Regions from separate parts of the Homo sapiens genome. Here region 2 is linked to region 1. A link is a loop called in an ENCODE intact Hi-C map of the cell type or tissue named here. Cell type or tissue: PC-3. All regions are shown on one strand. Links, peaks and the distances in the headings refer to the core of each region. The heading gives the core; the rest is flanking DNA. Region 1 overlaps ZXDB (zinc finger X-linked duplicated B). Region 2 has its middle 110 kb from the start of ZXDA.

Region 1 (5,392 bases), core at 216-5,215:
TTTTCTTCCCCCCCACTCCACCGCAATGAGGTACTAAGTAATATTCCTTCTTCTCTTCAGTATTTGAAGAGATATTTGAAATTATCTGATATTTGAAATCTGTCTTCAAATACTGGAAATATTTGAAAATATTTCCAATACCTCTCCACTGACACCATCCTAGTCCTGGCTTCATCCTTCATATCACACCTTGATTGCTGCAAAAGCTTTCTCACTGATTTTCCTATTCCGGTCTTTCCCATCTAATCCACATTGTACACTTGCATGACATTAACTTTTCTAAAACATAATTTTCATTGTCTGACTCCTCTATTAAAACATATTTGGTGGCTCTTCTCTGTGCCCAGAATAAATGTCTCATTATTCTTACTGCTTTTTTTTTGTTAACCTCTTAATCATTTTCATTTGGTGCCAAAGTAAACATTTTTCCGTTTTTGTTCTTCAATAGTTTAATATATTATTTTTCTATCTCCTCCCATCAATGGCGATCTCTTTAAAGGTCAGGGTTATATAGTACTCCTCTCACAGACCCTTCAATATGTTATGGTGTAATCTTCACAATGACGCTCAGTAAATATTTGTTAATTTGGAATATATACAGTATAATCTCCAGCTTACAAATTGCTTTCTTATATGTTTCCTGGACATGAACATGAACAATGTAGGTCACAGAGACAAACTTCATAGTCTATCCATGTTTCTCGACTACTACTCAAGCATTTTGTTGTATTAATTATACTAATTGGTAAAAAATACAAATGTCAGTGTATTTTTAGCTTATGACCAACATGATCAATGGAGCCCCTAGAAACATAATTCTTTTTAAGCCATTATGTTACTGTGTTTGCAATTGACGAGAAGTTTTAATAAGTCAATGCCTGAGGAGAAGCAGAAAGGAAACAGGATGAAATTAAAACAAGTACCATTATTTAAAAGGAGTGATGGCAACTTTTTTCAGACTAGTTAAGTGCAGCTTGTCACCACCAACAGAATTATACCTATTACCTTGAAAGTGTAAAGCTGTTCTCCATGATTTTGCTAGAAAATGATGTTGAAAGAGAAATCATTTGAACAAATTTGTTCAGTGAAACTTTGTGAGCCCATGGACAAATAAAAGCTGTTCCCTTTGAGAACGTAAAATTTTCCTTTGAAAATTCCAGGAGTAAGTAGGAAAAGACATAGTTTATAATTTTTTATTGGGAGAAAGTTGGTTTAAAGAATTTAAAAAATGAAGTCACAGCATTAAATTATCTTTATGTTTATAAATTTATTTAATTTCCAAGACTTATGTGTTCATCTCAATCCTTGACATACTCATCTGCCAGACACAAAAAATAGTGGTCTATTTAAGAGGCCTTAATGAATGACAACATTTTTGAAATATGCTATATGAGTACAAATATTTCCAGAGCAAAGAGGGAAAACTGTTGATTGGGTAGACAATCAAATTCCAAGCATTTATCTGATTTACAGAAGTACATCTACTTTTTGTTTTTCACTAAATGAATACAACCACTTTTAATATATATGTGGGTGTGGCTGTGTGCGTATTTCAAAACACACACGCACACACAATAAAGAAACATTTCATAGTGGCAAAATTTTAGTGCACTGCCAAAGTGCTACAATAACTGTCATCCACAGACATCCACATGCAAACACTACTGGACTAGTACACTAGAGCAAATAAGAGAGTATTTAGCAAAACTCTCTGGCAAAAACTTTTAAAACGGAAGTAATGAAACAGAAATCCACTTCTAATTTGAAGGCTTTAGAAAATAATCTTCATTTTAATCACATATACACATAGTATTATCTAAGCTCAGAAAATAACTTCTTCCTGTATGCACAGAACTTCAATGTACACTCAGTAAATGTTAGCATTTGAAGAAAATGTGCCATGAGGAGAATGTCTGAGGGATAATGGCAGGAAAAAGATATATCCATTATAAAAGAGGACAGAAAGGCATAGCAAGGATGGGGATGTGCAGGAAAGGGAGGGGAGAGGGAAGAAAGTAAACTGACCATAAAAGAAACCAATTCAAATGGAAAACAGCGACTAACCTTGACACAGGAATGAATCATGAAGGCTGGATGGGTAGACTGGGAGGGGTGAAAAGAATGTATATTCTTTGTTTTAAGCTATATATAAAATTGTCAGATTTAGCCAAAGCCTAGTTGGAATGGGAGTTGGCTAAATTACATGAAATGTAACACAGACATTGCCAAAACTACTTCACAGGGTTGTTCTGAACAACGAGACACAAATTGTGAAGATGTTCCCCAAATTGCAAAATGCTACACTAATGTAAGACAGATAGTTTACACAATATTCCAGTTCAATCTTTCCTTTCAACTCTGGGAAATTACAAGTGCAAACAATGAGATCTACAGAGCACAGAAAGAAAAAAACCTCCACTGCTCCATTATCAGATTTTCAGGGAACAGCAGGCTTCACAGTCACAGAGAAGCCTGACTTTCAAAACAGAGCAAAGATGGTGACAAACTGATCGAATGGAGAGATACGCTCTTATGCATGTGGGCAATGTCCCCACTCCTGGTATTACCCACAGCAATTCTTAGAGGGAAAATTATTCAGTAGAGGGAAAATTATTCAGTAGAGGGAAGAGGGAGTAAACAGATTCCCTTGCCTACTTCACCCTAAACTTCATAAACCTCTTTTATCTGCACATGAATAAGATTAAACTACTCCAATTATTGTCTTATAAAAGGAAGGACTGAGAGGATAAAAATGGTACAAATTCACCAACATATGCCAAAACACAGAGTATCTTTCCTTAACATAAGAAACAGGAAGAGAAGAAAATTTAACAGTGTGTCAGGTATGTGTGTGCATTGTTATAATCAGTTAAAAGCTAGAAAACTGAAGCTTAATAACTAATTTATTCAAGGCCACTTATCCAACACCACAGAGCCAAAATTTAGCCCTGGGTCTGTTTCATGTCAAAGTCCTGGCTGGCAATTTCCACAAAACTGCCTTCCATCATCAAAAGAAGTTAGGAAGATAAACAGTGAGAACAGCCAACACATTTTTTTGCTATCTATTTTTTCTTGTTAGTTCTATGACTATTTAAGAAAATATTTTGGCATTGAATAATATTTCTATTACATAGCATTTCCTCCTTTGCTAATGCTTAGTAACTCTACAAAGATGACTCATCATATCAGAAGCATCATGAATTAATGCATTTATCTGCAGCAGCTGCTAATACCACAAAAAGAGAGAAAACCACAGATTATGCGCCACCTACTAAATGAACACAACATAACCTATGAAACATTCATGCCAAAAGCCATGTTTCAATCTCATCAAGTCTCTAGACATAACTAGCAAATTAAAGAAACAGAGGATAGAGGAAAGCAAACATTACCATAGGGATGCAATTAGCAAAACTTAAATTGTGGCAAATGCTACATGTGAAACAACCTCATTTCATAAACAAAATCGCAAGGAAAAAAAGAAAGATGAAAGGGAAACATACGGATTAAGAAGACACTTAGGAGATTTACGGGATTCTACTAATTAAAAATAATAAAACAAGTAGCATTTATGAGGCAATTGGAAGTTTGAACCCTCACTGGATATTTACTGATATTAAAGAATTACTGTAAATATCACTTGCGATAATGGAATTATCATTTTTTTCCATATCATCCCATAGCTTTCAGAGATATATAAAGAATATTTATGGATAAAATGATCAGATGTCTGCTATTTGTTACAAAATAATACTAGAACATGGGGAGTGAGTGAGGCTAAGTTAAAAAAGATTGTTCATGGATTCATAATTGCTGAAATTGAGTGAAAAGTACATGGATGTTCATCATAGTATGATGTAACATTATGTATGTTTGCCAAAAAAAGAACATGTCAGGGCTGGGGGGGCAGTTAAAAAAAAACGCATGCCACATCACTGAAAAACGTCCTCATATTTTTCAAGGAAAGAAATGTATTATCAAGGAATCACAGAGCAGAAAGACCTTAAAAGCAATCTATTCAAACCACCTCAATTTATAAATAAGGAAATTAAGGCTCAGATAGGTTAACTGACTTGCTCAGGGTCACACAACTTGTCAGTTCCAAACTCAAGATCAGAATTTAAATCTCCAAACTTGTAGTCCAGGGCTGTGCTCTTTTTGCAAACCAAAAAGAAATGACTGCACTTAAATATTTAGTCCAGAATATCCTCAAAATTGACTGTAATAAAAGTAAGCCACATGATGAGGAATGAATAGAGTTGGTTCATACCAAAAATGAGCTGCCAGTCACAGTGATAAGATCTGTTTCTTTCTGAGAACCATGGTTTCCTGCTGCATTGGGGAATCCAAACTGGGTTTCTCCCTCCTGTCCAAAGAAGTCAGAGTCAGGATGTACGTTCCACTCCGCTTTGGTTGGTGTCAGTAGTTCTGAGACACTGTTTTCACAAAGGGTGCTCGAAGGAGTCAGAGCATCTGTGTCCACTGTTAGCTTACTGCTGGGTGTCAAAGCCTGAGGCTCTGGACTGGAGTTTTTCATGGCCAAAGAGTCCAGAGATCCCAATGGCCCCACACTTACACTTGAGACCTCATCCATATTTAAGGAGCTCTGCTGAAAACCAGTGGCCGCCGTTCCAAAAAAGAGAGAGGTATCCAGACTTTGAGGAGGGTCGCTGGTGGCCATCAAGGACGGAGGGTCCACAGCCTGCCCTACGGAATTATTATTATTAGCAGGGAGGTGCCCTGCCAGAGTCGAGCTCACAGAAGCCACATCAATAGTCAAGATTCCAGAGTTCACCAATGCTGTGTCCAGCAATGCAGCAGAAGTACTGTCAGGTACATCAGAGAAGAGAGACACTATCTCTGCATCACTGAGATCATTCTGTCTCTGGCTGGTAAGTTCACTGCTGGGTGTGAGAGAATTTGCTGCTTCTAGCTGAGCTAAGAGATCCTGGCCCACCTTATGCCTTTTAACCATGTGCGTCTTCATGCTGTGCTTGGATGTGAAGAGTTTATTACAAGAGGAGATCGGGCAACGGCTTTTCCAAGTGTCCACATCCTGCAGGTGTTTCTTGGAGTGAATGTAGAGGCTACTGCGAGCAGAGAACCTGGCACAGCAGCCTGCCACAGGACACACGAAAGGCTTTGTGCCCAGGTGGGTTATGCTGTGGCCTTTCAGATGTTCCGCCCTCGTGAAAGATTTCCCACAGCCTTCCACAGGGCACATGAACCTCCGGTCATCGTCGTGCTTTCTTTTGTGCCTTAAGAGTTTGGACATGCTAGTGAAGTTCCAGCCACAGCCATCAAAGTCACAAAGGAAAGGTCTCTCGCCGGTGTGACTCCGCAGGTGAATTTTCAGCCTACAAGCCTTGTCATATTGTTTGCTGCAGCCAGG
Region 2 (5,392 bases), core at 275-5,274, 210 kb before region 1:
AGGATGATTTCATGTCCTTTTTAGGGACATGGATGAAGCTGGAAACCATCATTGTGAACAAAGTATTTCAAGGACAGAAAACCAAACACTGCAAGTTCTCACTCATAGGTGGGAACTGAACAATGGGAACACTTGGACACAGGAAGGGGAACATCACACACTGGGGCCTCTCGTGGTGTAGGGGGATCAAGGGGTGACAGCATTAAGAGGAATACCTAATGTAAATGATGAGTTAATGGGTGCAGCACACCAACAAAGCACGTGTAACAAACCTGCACGTTGTTCACACTTAAAGTATTATAATTAAAAAAAAGAAAAAAAGTGAAAAAGGACCCTGCTGTTTCTCCAGTCATTGGGTCTGTATCACAGCGGTGAACATATGAGTGCAGGTTTCTTTTCTATATAATGACTTTTTTCTGTGTGATCATGCCATGTAGTGGGATTGTTGGGTCAAATTGCAGTTCTATTTTAAGTGTTTTAAGAAATCTCCATAGTTTTCCAAAGAGGTTGACATAATTTAAATTCCCACCAACAGTGTATAAGCATGCTGTTTTTCCTGCATCCTTGCCAACATCTGTTGTTTTTTGACTTTTTAAAAATAGGCACTTTGAATAGCAAAGACATGGAATCAAACTAAATGCCCATAAATGCAGACTGGATAAAGAAAATGTGGTACATAAAAGCCATAGAATGTTATGCAGCCATAAAAAAGAAATAAGATCATATTTTAAACCAAAAATAAAATTCTGAGTCCCACCCCCCAACCTTCTGAATAAGCTTCCTTTTCAGCCAGTGAACTCTTAAAATTTAACCTGAAAGATTGGTTTAGTTCAAGATGAGAACTGGGGCTCAGACATGCTTCATTATCTCTCTCCTATATTAACATCAACACAGACCTTAAGTCTGATAAGTAGCATTTACAATCTGTTCTCTTTGAAAGCTGCTACCTGGAGGCTTCATCTGCATGATAAAATTTTCTTCTACACACCCTCTTATCACAACTCAGACGTTTCCTTTCTGTTGATACCAGGTCTTTAAACAAATTCAACCTATTTTCATTCCAAAAACTTTTAAGTCTACCTGTACACTGAAAGCCTCTGCTTCAAGTTGTCCCACCTTTCTGTACTGAACCAATGTATTTCATAAATGTATATGATTGAAGTCTCAAATTTTCCTAAAATGTATAAACCCAAGCTGCACCCCAAACTACCTTGGTCACATGTTCTAAGGACCAACTGAGGGCTGTGTCACAGGCCTTGAACACTCATATTTGGCTCAGAATAAATCTCTTCAAATATTTTAGAATGTGCAATTTTTCCTTCCACACTACCCTAGCAGAGGTTTTCCATGAGAGCCCCTTCCCTGCAGCAAACTTTTGCCTGGGCATCCAGATGTTTCCATACATCTGAAATCTAGGTGGAGATTCCCATACCTCAATTCCTGACTTCTGTGCATCTGCAGGCTTAACACCATGTGGAAGCTGCCAAGGCTTGGAGCCTCCACCCTCTGAAGCCACAGCCTGAGCTCTACATTACCCTCTGTCAGCCATGGCTGCAGTAGCTGGGACACAGGGCACCAACTCCCTAGGCTGTATGCAGCACAGGGACCCTGGGCCTGGCCCACAAACCACTTTTTCCTCCTGGACCTTGGGGTCTGTGATGGGAGGGGCTGCTGTGAAGACCTCTGACATGCCTTGGAGACATTTTCCCCATTGTCTTGGGAATTATCATTAAGCTTCTTGCTACTTATGTAGATTTCTGCAGTGGGCATGAATTTCTTCCCAGAAAATGAGTTTTTCTTTTCTATATCATATTCAGCCTGCAAATTTTCTGACCTTTTATGCTGTTTCCCTTTTAAAACTGAATGCCTTTAATATCCCAATTCACCTCTTGCATGCTTTGCTGCTGAATTTCTTCCACCAGATACTCTAAATCATCTTTCTCAAGTTCAAAGTTCCACAAATCTCTAAGGCAGGGGCAAAATGCCACCAATCTCTTTGCTAAAACATAACAAGACTCACCTTTGCTCTGGTTCCCAACAAGTTCCTCATCTCCACCTGAGACCACCTGAGCCTGGATCTTATTTTCCATATTGCTATCAGCATTTTGGGTAAAACCATTCAACAAGCCTTTAGGAAGTTCCAAACTTTACCACATTTTCCTGTCTTCTGAGCTCTCCAAACTTCCAACCTCTACCTGTTACCCAGTTCCAAAGTCACGTCCACATTTTTGGTTATCTTTTCAGCAATTCCCCCCTCTACTGGTACCAATTTACTGTATTAGTCTATTTTCACACTGCTGATAAAGACATATCTAAGTCTGGGAAGAAAAAGAGGTTGAATTGGACTTACAGTTTCACATGGCTGGGGAGGTCTCAGAATCATGGTGGGAGGTGAAAGACACTTCTTACATGGTGGCTGCAAGAAAAAATGAGGAAGAAGTAAAAGCAGAAATCCCTGATAAACCCATCAGATCTTGTGAGACTTATTCACTATCATGAGAATGGTAAGGGAAAGACTGGCCCCTGTGATTCAATTATCTCCTCCTGGGTCCCTCCCAGAACAGGTGGAGATTCTGGGAGACACAATTCAATTTGAGATTTGCATGGGGACACAGCCAAACCATATCAGAAGTACATTGGTTCAGTCTGGAAAGGCAGGACAACTTGAAGCAAAAGCAGGAATACTCGAAGTGGGGAGGGAGCTTCCAGCTCACACAGGTGAAAAACAAATGGTTGCATTTTTTGAGTTTCTGATTAGCATTTCCAAAGGTGGTAATCAGATATGCATCTATCTCAGTAACAGAGGGATAACTTTGAATAGAATGGGAGGCAGGTTTTCCCGGAGCAGTTTCCAGCTTAAGTTTTCCTTAGTGATTTTGGGGGCCCAAGTTAATTTCCTTTCACAATGTTCAGTTCCATTTTTCTGCATATGGCTGTCCATTTTTTTTCAGCATCATTTATTCACTAGAATGTCCTTTCCCCATTGTTTATTTTTGTTACTTAGTTGAGAATCAGTTGGTTATAGCTATGTGGCTTAATTTCTATATTTTTTATTTTATTCCATTGATCTATGTGTCCATTTTTGTGCCAATACTATGCTGTTTTAGCTGTTTATCATATATGGCTCTCATTATTTTGAGGTATGTTCCTTTGATGCCTAGCTTGTTGAGGTTATTTATCATGAAGGGATGTTTAATTTTATCAAAAGCTTTTTCTGCATCTATTAAGATGATCTTATGGTTTTTGGTTTTAATTCTGTTTGAGGTGAATCTCATTTATTTATTTGTGTATGTGGAACCATCCTTTCATCCTAGAATAGAATCCACTTAATCATAATTTATTATCTTCTTTATGTGCAGCTGGATGTGGTTTGCTAGTATTTTCCTGAGGATTTTTGTATTTAAGTTCATCAGGGATACTGGCCTGTAGTTTTTTTTTGTTGTTGTTGTTGTTGTATCTTTGCATGATTATCAGAGTGATACTGGTTTCATAGAATGAATTAGGGAGGAATTCCTTTTCCTTGATTTTTTTGGATAGTTTCAGTAAGATTGATACAATGTTTTTTATACATGTGGTAAAATTTGCCTGTGACTCCACCTGGTCCTGGGTTTTCTGTTGTTGTTGGAGAAGGATATTTTATTGCTGATTCTACTGTATTACTCATTATTAGTCTGTTCAGGATTCATATTTCTTCTTAGTTTACTCTTGAGAGGTTTCCAGAAATTCATTTATTTCCTCTAGGTTTTGTACTTTGTGTACATAGAGGTGTTCACAATAGTCTCTGGCAATCTTTTGTATTTCTGTTGTACCAGTTGTAATGCCACGCTCATTTTTTTTATTGTGCTAATTTAAATTTTTCCCTTTTTTCGTGGTTAGTCTAGGTAATGGTCTGTCAATTTTATCTCTTCAAAGGGCCAACTTTTGTTTTATTGATACTTTTTATCATTGTCTCAATCTTTTTTATTTGCATTTTTATAGTCTTTTTATTATGAAAGTAATATATGAATGCATGCTTATTGTAAAAAAAACTTACCACTTTAGAAGTTATATTACTTTTATACTGAGGAGAAGAGATTATAAAAGTATTATTGCATGTTTCTGTAGGTTTACTGATGACTTCATTCTTGTTATCACTGGCAATTCTTTATTTATTTATTTATTATTTATTTATTTATTTATTTATTTTATTATTATTACACTTTAAGTTTTAGGGTACATGTGCACAATGTGCAGGTTTCTTACATATACCTGTGCCATGTTGGTGTGCTGCACCCATTAACTCGTCATTTAACATTAGGTATATCTCCTAATGCTATCCCTCCCCCTCCCCCCACCCCACAACAGTCCCCAGAGTGTGATGTTCCTCTTCCTGTGTCCATGTGTTCTCATTGTTCAATTCCCACCTATGAGTGAGAACATGCGGTGTTTGGTTTTTTGTCCTTGTGATAGTTTGCTGAGAATGATGGTTTCCAGCTTCATCCATGTCCCTACAAAGGACATGAACTCATCATTTTTTATGGCTGCATAGTATTCCATGGTGTATATGTGCCACATTTTCTTAATCCAGTCTATCATTGTTGGACATTTGGGTTGGTTCCAAGTCTTTGCTATTGTGAATAGTGCTGCAATAAACATACGTGTGCATGTGTCTTTATAGCAGCATGATTTATAATCCTTTGGGTATATACCCAGTAATGGGATGGCTGGGTCAAATGGTATTTCTAGTTCTAGATCCCTGAGGAATCGCCACACTGACTTCCACAATGGTTGAACTAGTTTACAGTCCCACCAACAGTGTAAAAGTGTTCCTATTTCTCCACATCCTCTCCAGCACCTGTTGTTTCCTGACCTTTAATTGTGATCTGATCTTTGTTATTCTGCCACCTTTGAGGTTTCTTCTGCTAGTGTTCGGGTTAGGTTGTCCTTGTGTTTCTAGTTCCTTGAGTTTTGATATTAGATTCTTAATTTAAAATCTTTCTAGTTTTCAATGTAGGCATTTAATGATATTAATTTTTCTCTTAGCTGTTTCTGCTGTATTCCAGTAGTTTTGGTATGCTGTGTTTCTGCTTGTTGCTATGTTTCATTTGTTTTAAAACATTTTATGGTTTCTGCCTTTATTTTACAGTTTATCCAAAAGTTGTTCCAGAGCATGTTGTTTAGTTTCTATGTACTTGTGTAATTTTGAGTTCTTCTTGGTATTGATTTCTAATTTTATTCTACTGTGGTATGAGCAGACACTTCATATAATTTTGATGTCTGAATGTATTGAGACTTGCTTTATTGCCAAGCATATAGTAAATTCTGGAGAATGTTCAGTGTGCAGAGGAAATAAATGTATATTCTGAAGTTGTTTTGTAGAGTGTTCTGTTAGTGTCTATTAGGTCCATTCGGT

What was found. Hi-C counts contacts between places; a loop is a spot of excess contacts. Peaks named below come from ENCODE experiments on the same cell type or tissue, not always from the same donor. Only the 100,000 strongest peaks of a DNase experiment are listed, where the experiment ranks them.
Region 2: a loop joins it to region 1, with 4 times the contacts of the local background. A loop is called at or near these places in 9 of 110 quality-filtered maps.

Annotation. Positions count from the first base shown.
Region 1 is chrX:57,593,333-57,598,724 of GRCh38, reverse strand. It overlaps ZXDB (zinc finger X-linked duplicated B), which reads right to left. Exons shown (of 1, transcript NM_007157.4): 1 at 1,248-5,392. The coding sequence ends at 4,265. Among named protein-coding and RNA genes, the nearest start is that of ZXDB, 4.0 kb to the right of the region's middle. In PC-3, for the core only: no CTCF peak of the experiment used is centred there; a DNase peak (open chromatin) is centred at 3,204; H3K4me3 peaks cover 3,471 bases; H3K27ac peaks cover 2,320 bases.
Region 2 is chrX:57,799,597-57,804,988 of GRCh38, reverse strand. No RefSeq gene overlaps it. Among named protein-coding and RNA genes, the nearest start is that of ZXDA, 110 kb to the left of the region's middle. In PC-3, for the core only: no CTCF peak of the experiment used is centred there; no DNase peak of the experiment used is centred there.